Linked DNA regions of Homo sapiens: region 2 is linked to region 1. Evidence: chromatin contacts called from ENCODE Hi-C or POLR2A ChIA-PET data. All regions are on one chromosome and are shown on one strand. The core of a region is the stretch at or near the end of the contact, and the rest is flanking DNA. Distances in the headings are between cores, read along the strand shown.

Region 1 (6,327 bases), core at 1,569-4,068:
TACTTTTTATATTTTTTATAGACAGGAGTTCCTATTTGCTTCTGATCCTTTCTCATGGTAACTGTTATCTATATTACAGACTTGTTTCCCTGTGTATCTTTGAGGACATTATGATTTTCGAAAAGTTTCTTTCAATGTCTGCACTGACTCTGATTCATCTAAGTCCTCTGTGTCTAGTTGTTTGTTTGTTTTATGGGGTTTGGTCTCCATGCTCATGTTGCACATTTTCCTCTAATGTCTGGTCATTCTTCTCTGTCCAAGTGCATGTAAGAGAGAGTGGCTAAAATACTGCTGGAACTACTGTACCTATGAGCAGAGGTGCTGATTCTCAGGGATCACTGCAGGGTCTGTGGGGATGACGTCCCCTTTCCATTGAGGATCTCAAATACTTATCTAGAGACATTTTTCAGTGGCCGTTCAGAAAAAAAGAAAAAATCTAATTTCTGTCAGTTATGGAGCATGACGGTGGGTGTGGAGGGACCAGCATAAGTTTGACAATTGGCATCCTGGGAGCAGGTGAGAGGGTATGATTGAGGCGAGACACTTTTCATTCTTCCTAGACTTCTCCCCTGTTTGGTTTTTGGAGAGAAAGAGCCTTCTCCAGTCTCACCTGCTGTGTGTGTGTGTGTGTTGGGGAGGGTGGTTCTATAGTAGTTGCTTGGCTGCATGCAGTGGAGGGAGAAACTTGGTTCCAAACCTTCTCCTGAACTCCACTTTCTTCTGAAACCAAGTCCTCCAATTCTGAGCCTTTCTGGGTTTTACAGGGTGAATTAACTCACTTATTGTTTCCTTGATAGTAAGTGCTTAGATTTACCTTATTTAGATTTTTACCTATTTTCATTTACTGTTTTCCAATTTTCAAATATATCTTTAAATCTTTTATGTACTATTGTCTTTTTCTTTATAGATTAATTATTACCTTTCTCTCTTTATTTTTATTTTTTTAAGTTACTGGCACAGGGTAGACAGGGAAGATATTAATTGCATGTGTTTACATGCCAGTTTAACTAATTTCATGCCAAAGGAAAAGATACTTTCTACATAGTGTTCTATGAATCAAACTGCCAAGCCCATCCTAATCAGGGGAACATAATGGAATGTCATCTCAATCACCCTGAGTACTTCTTTAAAACTAATTAATGAAGTCTCATTCCTTTATTATCTGTCTACTTATTTATTTATTTTTTGAGACAGTCTCACCTTGTCACCCAGGCTGGAATGCAGTGGTGCGATCTCAGCCCACTGCAACCTCTGCCTCCTGGGTTCAAGTGATTCTCCTTCCTCAGCCTCCTGAGGAGCTGGCATTACAGGCGCCCGCCGCCACACTTGGCTAATTTTTGTATTTTTAATAGAGATGGGGTTGTGCTGTGTTGGCCATGGCTGGTCTTGAACCCCTGACCTCGGGTATTTTGCCTGTCTAGGCCTCCCAAAGTGTTGGAATTACAGGCATGAGCCACCATGCTTGGCCTACTATGCCTTTTTAAAATGTTAAGAGTCCTTTTGCAGAGGGTCCTAAAAAGAGCTGATGGATGTTTTCTCAAACTGGCAAAAAAAATCAATGCATATGAGAGTAGATTGTGTTCAGTTATTATTTGTGATTTGATGCTTATGGAAATCAACTTGTACCCTTTTTCCTAGACTAAACATATATGTTGTTCAGAATGCATAATTATTAATAAGCAAATTGTTAATGTGATTCCAATAAATGTGAAAAAATTAGACATTATCCCTTCATCTCCCCTCTCCCACCTGTATATATCTCAAAAAATAGGTAAAAATATAGCGTGATGGGGGGAATAAATTGGAGATTCAAATCCTGGAAAAGCAGATATCCAGTTGTCTAAATGAGGTGTCATAAAGATATTAGGAATAATAGTGTTATAATAATAGCTTCTATTCCAACTCAAGTATTTTGTTAAGTTTTAAAAATACCTTCTTTAGGCATCAAAAAACTTTATATAATACGTATTATCTGCTTGTTTACAAGTGGACATGAGGCTTAGAAAAGTTATGAGGTTCAGTGAAGCTCCAGAAGGGTTTTGGACTGCAGTCAGCATGGCTCTAAAGCCTGCATACTTCATATTGCAGTAGAAAGCGATGAAAATGGCATTCACCTATAAACTTCTAAAAAATTTTCAGAGACTTCCCTTGAGAATTGTCTGCCTATGTAATATTCATTCTATTCTGCCACCTCATCTGGGTGAAACAAGTTGAAACGTTTGTTATATATGTAATCAGATTTTCAATAATCTTGAGCTCTCTTAAAGATATCAGCCTATTTGTAATTTCTTCTACCCCATTTTTTTTTCTCCTTTTCTGATGTGGCTTTTAGAAACACCTATGGATATTTTGGAGTCTTTTCCTTTATTGAAAATTAAAATATGACTGGCTAAAATATGACTCAGAGAGTTTTCATTTGAAGGACGTGTAAATCTCACTGTGAAAAATCCTTTTGACTTTGGTTTTCTCTGCATAGTTGAAAATACTGTTGTGATAGGATGGCCATGCTACAATTAAACAAACATCCTATAAAAAATTCAACTTGTCAAAACTGGCTTGTTAAATAAGCTTGGAACCATTATCTGAACAACAAACTAGATCTGAACTTGGATAGCAGACTTCAGTTTTATGGGTCTTCCAATGATCTCATTGTTATAATAAATGAGTACATCAGGTTTCCTTATCCATCAGGAAAATCCTACACTCTGTGTTTCAGATGACTCAGAAAACACACAAATGTCTTTCATGCTGAAAGATAAGCAGGTTCTGGATTGTTTTCATCCAATGTCCTTACAGCTTCACGTCAAAGCAACATTATTCTGAAGTAAGCTCCTGACTGGGGGAAATTGCCACACCTCAGTTCATCTGGGCATTGGATCCATTACCTGATGGCGTGCCCCATTTCTTTCTTTTTTCAGAAATATGCTAAATGTACTGGCATGGAGTCATATAGGAGCATTGGTACCTACTATGCCATTCTCTCCTTGTCACAAATCCCCTGCCCACCCACATTCCTCTTCCCACATAGTCAGAATATTGCCTGGATGCAAGAACATTAACCCAACAAGTGTTATCTCTTAGCTGTTGGCGGAGGAGGCAAAAACGCACGAGCCCTTCATGCTTTTTTCCAGACTGCATTGGGAAAAGACAGTCACACGGGAGCATTCTTGATGCTGGATTCCTGGAAGGAATCCCCCTACAAGGCTGTACCTCTTTTTCATGCCCGAGGCCAGGAATTCTCAACCTTGAGGTGATTTTCCATCCCCCTACCCCTACTGCCATGGATATTTGGTAATGTCTGGAGACATTTTTGATAATCACAATTGAGGGGCACTATCAGCATCTAGAGGGTAGAGGACAGGGATGCTGCTAAACATCCTACAAGGCACAGGACAGCTCCCACAACAAGGAATTATCAAGGTCCAAATGTCAGCACTGGAGAGGCCATAAAACCCAGTCCTAGGCCAAAAGGCAAGTAGACAAGATGGCAGGGTGTCCGCCCTTCTTTCCCAATCCATGAAACGTTTTGTTGTTGTTGTTGTTGTTGTTGTTGTTTAGTGATTTTTATGTGACAAAAGTTTTGCTCAATATTGAGAAAGATAAGAAAGAATTTCACTGACTTTAGAGAGGGAATAAAGTACAGTGGGTAAGAGTACTGACTCAAGAGCCAGACTTTCCTCAATTCAAACCCCAGCCCCATCACTTATGAGCTGTGTGTACTTGGGCAAGTTCCATATCCTTTTTGGATATTTTCTCATCTGTAAAATATTCCCAGACAACCGGACATACATTGTAATCTTGTGATGATTAAATGAATTCTTACATATAAAGGCTTTAAATAGACCTGCTACATAGTAAAGGCTAAATTGTTAAATTGTTTTTTTCTCTCTCTCCCTTTCTCTTTCTCTCTCTGTGTACCACTTAAGATGCCTGGGACACATTATGAGTCCTCAGACAAAAAGAGGCTTGATTCTCTACAAAGGGGAGCAAGAGACATAGCAGCAATGTGGTTTATGGAAAAGAGTCCAGGGGTAGGTTATGTTCTAGTGTTCTAGTTTGCTTTTGTTAAGATCCTTGGCAAAATGGCTTACACAACAATCTGGGCCTCAATTTTCTTATGTGAAAAATGAGGATGTTGGCACTGGCCACATCATAAGGTTGCTGGGAAGATAAAATGAGATAATAAATGTAAAAACAATTTTTGAAATTGTGATCGGTTTGAACTTTTTGTAGAATATTTAAAGTTGTACGTTTGCCATCTTTCTGTATTCCCTCACATCTCCTCCAATACTTAAACAACAACAACAATAAAACTTCTTCTCCTTGGAAACAGTGGATCTGGAAAAGCTTAACTTATTTGAAGTCCCCAGATTTGTTTTTGGACAAAAGCCAGTGAATTGAATTAATTTTCAAAGCTTTGCTCTGATATTTAAAAAAAAAATCACAATGACAATTTCCTGGTTTTAGGAGATGAGAGGAGCTTAGGAAAAATATGTCAATTATTTAAGCCAATTTGTTAAAATGCCTTCAGATGAGCAGATATCTGAACATGGGTCATTTAGTGGTTGAGGGCTAAAGTGAATAAGACAAAGAAGATAGTGTGTGAGGCCATCAGATTCTTGTTGTTTTCCAGCTTCTGATCCTAAAATGTGGTGCTTTCCCTTATCTCCTAGTTCTGCTTGGAACTGCTGATCCTAGTATACACTCTACTTTCCACTTCAGTTCCTCTTTGTGTCATCTGTATGGAACAAGGCCCATGTTTAGATAAGTGAAATGAGTTCTAAACCCACAGTGTCTCTCTCCCTTTCTCTCTCCCTTTCTAGGCACAGGCTGTTCTATGCTCTGTCATCAAGGAAACACTTCAGCTACACCCCATTTACAACACCAAAATTGCTGATCATAATCAATGAATATTTTCAGGTCTGGGTGAAAGGTGCTGCCAAAATGCATCATAAAGGACACATCATTAAGCTCTCAATAGAAATACCACAGAAAGGGAGCATGACCCCTTGTAAAATTAATTGCTCCAATTGGGGATTACAGAAGATTAGGTGGAAGTAAATTCTACGCTGTGATTGTGGTGGTCACTGTACTGCCAGGATAAAAAGAGCCCTCATCTCTAAGGACCAGCGCCCTTCTAGATATTAGATTTGTTTTTGCCAGACCTCTGATATCTACTGCTAAAATTCTGCAGTTTGCCTCTTTGGTTATCATTGTTCATTTTTCCTTGTGAACTAGATAGGGAAAAATATGGAAGTCATTGGGGTAATTTCACAAGTCCATGGTGCAACTTAGTCTTGATGTGATAAAAGCCATTCACCACCAATCCTACCATCGGGACAATAACTGGGGTGAAACATCTCAATTTCTATACCCGAGCTCTTGTAATTCTTCATAAAGAAGGTTGCGGTGTCCCATATGTGTCCTTTGGGGGAATTTCCTCCGTACTTCTCCTTTTCCATACTTCTTTTGCAAACTGATCTGTCTAGGCATCATGTAAAAATGGGGCCAAACTGAATTTCCCATCCAGTATGCAACATGATCCCCACTCAAAGTAAAGTCAATCTTTATTTGTCGTATTCCCCAAAGGCCCAAAAGACTGTATCATTACATTTGCACAATTTACACATGGCCCACCCCCAGGGGCAAAAAGCTATGCCACATGATTTAATTCTACAGTGACTTCTCAGAGTTTCCATTAAGATATTGGAAGCGTTTTTGCTCAATTTACCCTCTGGCTGACTCAATTCTATGTCTTAGACAATGGATGCTTTTATAAAGAAACGTTCTTGGCTTATAAATCTTAATTTTTGAAAGAGTCCACTGTAAATGTAAAAATTGATTTCCTTTGCTGTTTTTTTTTTCCTTTAATTCCAAATAATGCCTTGTGTACCGCTGCTGCCTTGAGGAGCAGGAAAGCCATAATTTACCAGATGTGAAGCTATTAGGCCTTCATTTCCTGAAGCAATGAATTAGCAACTCTTTTACCCTGTCACAGAAAATTGTCACCAAAAGAGTCCAAGACACAATGGCAAGTCCAATTAATGTTTTTTTTTCTTCAAGTGGGACCAGCTGAAAGATGAAGTGACTTGAGTGAGAGGCAAATTGATTTGGAAATTACCTCGCTTCAAAGGCTGGCTGGGAAGCAGAGGGAGCTGCAGTAAACATTATTTTTATATTTGATATCATCACTGTTTCAATAATTACATTAGGATCACCCTTTTCTACTAGTCAAGGTAAAAGATCACAGATGATAGCTTTAATTTTGTTTGCTCCAATTCTCTGGAAGAAAACACTTAAATTTCACTTTTCAAGAGTAGTTAAAAG
Region 2 (6,327 bases), core at 980-3,479, 45 kb before region 1:
TGCAGTGGTGCTATCTTGGCTCACTGCCATCTCCGCCTAATGGGTTCAAGCGATTCCCCCGCCTCAGCCTCCTGAGTAGTTGGGATTACAGGCGTGAGCCACTGCGCCCGGCCCCTGCTGTTGTTTACTGTGCTTTCTTTGCTGGCGACTTCTCAGCATTTTTCTCTTTGGGCTTTGGTTCTCCTTTTACATATTCTGTGCAGATTGTCTATTTTCTTCTTTTTCTTCCCCATAGGCTGATGCAATCCCATGCCGCAACCTGTTTGGTATCCAGAGGAAAACAGACATGGAATGAGAGGCTTAGGGGGAGCAAGAGACACTTTTTCCCCTTGACACTTTTTAAAAGGCTCCTCTTTCTTTAGCTTCTCACTGTCAAATTGATAAGACTTCAGGATTTAAGTTACTAGGGTCCACACTACAGGAAAGGCGCCAAGGAGGCTACTTAATCTAATTTGAATCAAATAGGTAGAAGGAATTTTCTTGTTGATACGGGGCCTTAGGCCACTACCCCGAGTCAAGAATCCCAGAAGGGAATTGGGGATCATGTCCTATATAGTAATAACCTCCACTGGAATTATAATAGACAACAGATACAGAATGAAGATTCAGGGTCCCAGCCATCTTTCCACCTCCTTCCTGGAGGCACAAACTAATATGACATTAAGCCCTGCCAGTATTGCAATTTTCATTCTAACCTTAAGAAAATTCTTGTGGCTGTTTAGAGACCTTTTCATTCAATGCCCCCCCACCCCCCAACCCCCCACCCACCAAAAACAAAAAACCCTCACGAACTAACAAAATGGAAATTTCAGGTTAGTAGGATCAAGATTTGGGAGTCAAAAAGCCTTTAAGGCTGGGCGTGGTGGCTCACCCCTGTAATCCCAATATTTTGAGAGGCCGAGGCAGGCGGGTCACCTGAGGTCAGGAGTTTGAGACCAGCCTGGCTAACATGGTGAAACCCCGCCTCTACTATAAATACAAAAATTAGCAGGGCATAGTGGTGGGTGCCTGTAATCCCAGCTACTCGGGAGGCTGAGGCAGGGAGAATCACTTGAACCCAGGAGGTGGAGGTTGTAGTAAGCTGAGATGAAAATCCTTTAAACCTCCCAAATTGCATCATTTAGGTGATTCCTACTTTACCTACAAATAACACCAATCCTGGATGGACATACCTTTAGGATTGTGTCATTTCTTATATTTCCCCCAAATTCTATAATCCCAAACTTCTTACAGGATTGGTCAGAAGATATGGAAACAATCACCAATGAGAGCCAACACCTCTGCTAAAACTGAGTGGATTAACAATATGTGCTAAGTGGGCTGAGGACATGACTGATTTAATTCACTCAATTAAATCAGAATTCATTCTGTTTCTCACAGGGGAAGGTGAGGTGAGAAGTGAAGTGATGAAGGAAAAAATATGTATGTGGGTGCTTAATTGACTTGTACTCATTTACAAGCTACAACCCATTGTCTTTATTCTTTTCATATGTTTTGAAACTCTTAGAAATTCTCAGAGGAACAAAGTCATATAAGTGTAAAACCATGATGATAGAGTATTGCTATTTCCCACTACTATTAAGTCTACTATAGTGGTCTTCATGAGTCAAGAAAGGGACGGTGCCATTTTTCTTTGCATGGAAATTTTCAAAACATCAGGGAAGGGGTGGTTTAGACAATGTCTCAAAATTTCTTTTTCAGGAGCTACGACTTAACAATGTTGTAGCGAAGGGGAAAGAAGAAGGGGTGGGTATAGGGAGTGAGTGAATCTATATGACAAATCTTGTAGTACAAGTGTTTGTGGTTAACTGAGAAACGCATTATGAGTCAAGCCTTTGGAAAGAGGTGAGTAATTAAAGACAAATGCTATGACATAATCATTTACACGCAGCAGAAAGATTTTAGATTAAATCTGGCCTGACCCACTGCTCGGCAAGTGTTATCATGGATTCTTGAGAGGTATTCATTTATTTACTTTCTAATTTGGCCCATATGTTTTTTTGAAAACAAAGAAGTTTATATTTCCCATAGGAACTAGCCTCAGTCTAGTGATGGTTAAGAAGGTTGGTGTATTTGGGAACACACAGATCTCCTGTGTGCACCATCAAACCCAATGAACAGCATGTCAGCTTGAAAACACCTTATTTGAAAAAAGCCAAGGAGCTTTGCTATAGCACTTTTACTGGAATACATTCTGTATTTAAGGCGGTTACTCTATGCACATTTAGATGACTCAGTGAAACATCAGTTAGAGCAATAACTTGCCACAATAACAAAAATCATATGTACTGACTTTTACTTTGCAACTCTTCAACCTGACCTCAACACACACTCACCAACACACACATACACACACACTATTTGGCTTCATCCTGTATTTCACTCACCATCCATGTCAATCTGATGTCAAGAAACCAGTTTTTGAAGCAAGAGGCAGATTTAGCCTTCTTCCTTCCTTAATCCTAACACTATAATACAAAACATGCTATGTAACTCCAGGAGATGGCTTCATGGTTATCCAATTCCTATTAAATTTTAGCTGCTGCCTTTATTAAATGCAGGAAACACGAGTGCAGAGGGGGAAGGGATAAGAGAGAGGGGCCGAGTCACTACCTTTTGTTCTTTATATTTGGATAGATGTGGAATTGTTAAGGTCAGGCTTTCTGCAGAGTGAAAGGATAGTAAGTACTGTTTGCAGAGCTGACCCAGTTCCTCCAGGCATTTCAGAACATTCTATGAAGGAGCTATACACTCGTCTTTGGAGAAAAGGAGAACTCGTGGTCACACTTATCCCTCCAAAAAGAATGAAGCTTAAAATTCAGGGCCTTTAACCCATAAGTTACAGAGTGAGAATTAAGAATCAGAAACTGGCATCTAGTTTCTTTTCAGGATAATTCTTTCCTAGTAACAACCATCTGGTCACATTCTGTTTTCTTGTAGGGTAAAGAATAAATGCACACTGCAGGAAAAAGGGGCCTTACAGTGGGTAAGAAAGAACCACCATTTGGGAACAGTACCAGAGAGAAACGCACATTTAGACTGGGTAGTGAAGAGAGCATCGGCTTACTAGTCAGTTACCATGTTCCTGGGAGCTTTGATGATCTGCCAAAACATGACAGATGTTCAGAAAGGTAAGGAGACTCAAGTCACTGCCTTTTAATTATTACTATATGGGTGGTTATGGGTGTGTGTTTTAGTATATATGCATGTGTGTGTATATTTCTTTCTCAGTGTTGATAGTATATTTCCATAAATATTGTTATACTGGGGAGATTAAAGCAACTGCAGGAATCCACTGTACTTTTTTCTAAGGTTTTTATTATTGTTTTTGCCTTTGCCCTCTTCCCTTCTAAACTGCCTCGGTTATTATTCAGGCTTATACTATACATTGTTGAACAAATGCCAGCTCTATGGAAACCACAGTTCTCCCTGTCCATGGGTCACTTTGGTACATGTTTCATTTGGAGCAGCCGTAACAGAGCCCAGCTTCAAAGGAGAGAGCTCACAACAGACGTGGGCAGGAATTTCATTATGCCACATGTGACAGGCAGGCTGCTCTGCCCATTTCAGCAATCAACAACCTTGTGGGGCACAGACAGATGAGAAGGGATACCCTACTGCTTCCCTATTTGGCTCAGCCCCTTCCTCCCTAACCTCTTTCAAACTCACCTAATGAAGGCCACATAATGAGACTTCCCTGAGAAACCAGGACTATTGACAGGAAGTCTTTACAAGGGTCTGAATCCACCCACCTCTCATTTTTCTTCCTCTTCATGAGGTCTTTTTTTCCTAGTTCATGTTAGTTTATATTTTCAGTATACTTTCAATTCCATAACTGACCTAACCTTTCCATGTGGTTGCACCTGCAGCTTTTGAAATGTGCATATGGTGACTTTTCCCCAAATGTCGCTGCATCTCAGGGAAGGGCAATTAGTTCCCATGGTTGTCCCGCTGTTTATACATTTAACAGTTCAGTTAGGTCTTGAATTGTTTAGCTAAATAGTTGTGCTTGCTTATAGAAATTAATGAACAAAACAAGGACTGGATTTCACAAGTATCTTTGAACTTCAAGTCTTGCATTTCACACCAGGAAGCCAATTTCCCACAGAACTTTCCTATTTCAACATGTAGAAACAAAGGGAAAAGCATCGCTTAAACAAACTGGCATTTAGAATCCAGCCTTAAAATCTAAAACTGAAACTAACTTAAGATTTTCTAATTTCCCTTTACTGCAGTATTTAAGCATTCAATTTTTACTTTGAACACACATTGATGCTCATGAAAGAACAGGAACAACAGAGGACTGAAAAACTGGGACAGAAAATGGGCTAAGTGAGGAAGTGAAAACACATAGGAATCTTAACCCTTCTGATTTCTTTGTTCTTAGCATCGCACAATTTAAGCTCAGAGATGACCTGTGTAAGTTATCACCTTCTTTACTTCTTAGAAGTTTCAAGTAAACAATTTCTCCTTTTTTGTTTGACTTCTGGAAGAATGCCTAAAAGCATTCAAGATATAACAATAGTTCCCAAGAAAGAAAAAATACATTTCATTATTTATATTCTATAAAATATAGAATATGTTTTATATGAGTTATCTGGTTCCAAAATCACTGTGCCTGAGTTTAATGCTTCACTAAATTGTTCGCCTCATTGTCTTCCAGAATGAATTTACTTTTGACTATTATAAACACCATGTTTATCTGTGCAAGCCAGTATATTAATCACACTGCTGCAGCTCCTACATCCCTTTTAATTAGTGTGGATACATTTATCAACTGAGCAAATGAGAGAGCTGAGAGGTTGCGTTTTAGAGTGAGCTTAAATGACAAGTATATTATAGGCAGGTTGTGTAAGCTCTGATTTTTGGGGTTTCCCAGGCAGTGATGATAAACCTGGCCATAATTGTACTGAGGGAAGTTATAAGACATTGAGGAGGTTCTAACAATGAAAACTGAAGTGAAGAATTTAGGGAAATGCCTTCTTCACAAATATTTCTAAGCCAGTTCTTGATATTCCATAAAATAAAACTAAATATAGGTGTGCTAAATATAGATGAAACTGTGCCTCCATTATGTTCCAGATTTTGTCTAGTTTTATCCAAAGCATTGGGACTCAAGTTCAGCAAGAAATTGTGCTTCCAGTTTCCAAAACTTCAAATATTTTCAGAACTGCTGCTTTGGTCTAGGGTATATTACCCAGTAAAAAAGGGTGTGCCGTTCTGTCACTCTTACTTCCCATTGTAGTTTTCTCTTTTCCTCCTCCTTATGTCTTGAAACAAATCTTAACTTTTATTCCTGGTAAATTCCAAGGAATAGCCCAAGAACCAATCTTGAGAACTTGTCAAACAAATCTGGTTTATGCTATCACTACCTCCTTATTTTGATGGTGCCACTGACCATTTTGGGGTCTTCATGCTACTAAAATGATCCCTTCCTTACACCTTTTACAAAAATTAATTCAAGATGGATTAAAGACTTAAATGTTAGACCTAAAACCATAAAAACTCTAAAAGAAAACCTAGGCAATACCATTCAGGACATAGACATGGGCAAGGACTTCATGTCTAAAACACCAAAAGCAATGGCAACAAAAGCCAAAACTGACAAATGAGATCTAATTAAACTAAAGAGCTTCTGCACAGCAGAAGAAACTACCATCAGAGTGAACAGGCAGCCTACAGAATGGGAGAAAATTTTTGCAATCTACCCATCTGACAAAGGGCTAATATCCAGAATCGACAAAGAATTTAAACAAATTTACAAGAAAAAATCAAACAACCCCATCAAAAAGTGGGTGAAGGATATGAACAGACACTTCTCAAAAGAAGACATTTATGCAGCCAACAGACACATGAAAAACTGCTCCTCATCACTGACCATCACAGAAATGCAAATCAAAACCACAATGAGATACCATCTCACACCAGTTAGAGTGGCAATCATTAAAAAATCAGGAAACAACAGGTGCTGGAGAGGATGTGGAGAAATAGGAACGCTTTTACACGGTTGGTGGGACTGTAAACTAGTTCAACCATTGTGGAAGACAGTGTGGTGATTCTTCATGGACCTAGAACTAGAAATACCATTTGACCCAGCCATCCCATTACTGGATATATACCCAAAGGATTGTAAATCATGCTGCTATAAAGACACATGCACACGTATGTTTATTGCGGCACTATTCACAATAGCAAAGACTTGGAACCAACCCAAGTGCCCATCAATGATAGACTGGATTAAGAAAATGTGGCACATATACACAATGGAATACTATGCAGCAATAAAAAAGGATGAGTTTGTTTCCTTTGTAGGGACATGGATGAAGC

The links. Hi-C counts contacts between places; a loop is a spot of excess contacts on that map. ChIA-PET counts read pairs that join two places held with the same protein, here RNA polymerase II (POLR2A). Pooled maps may share reads with other maps.
Region 2: a map of endothelial cell of umbilical vein shows a loop between it and region 1 (4-fold over the local background). The contact joins two enhancer-like sites. A Hi-C loop is called at or near these places in 1 of 168 maps with a recorded cell type or tissue (endothelial cell of umbilical vein) and 1 of 50 pooled maps. POLR2A ChIA-PET finds 5 or more read pairs at or near these places in 2 of 52 experiments (Panc1 and activated T-cell).

What each region holds. Positions count from the first base shown.
Region 1 is chr1:219,275,907-219,282,233 of GRCh38, reverse strand. It overlaps a transcript of LYPLAL1 not described here. Among named protein-coding and RNA genes, the nearest start is that of LYPLAL1, 110 kb to the right of the region's middle. Within about 2 kb of position 2,818, at least 2 of the 41 ENCODE cell types and tissues checked have a DNase peak (open chromatin) inside an H3K27ac peak, as active enhancers do; they include endothelial cell of umbilical vein, where a contact is called at or near this core.
Region 2 is chr1:219,320,738-219,327,064 of GRCh38, reverse strand. It overlaps a transcript of LYPLAL1 not described here. Among named protein-coding and RNA genes, the nearest start is that of LYPLAL1, 150 kb to the right of the region's middle. Within about 2 kb of position 2,229, at least 2 of the 41 ENCODE cell types and tissues checked have a DNase peak (open chromatin) inside an H3K27ac peak, as active enhancers do; they include endothelial cell of umbilical vein, where a contact is called at or near this core.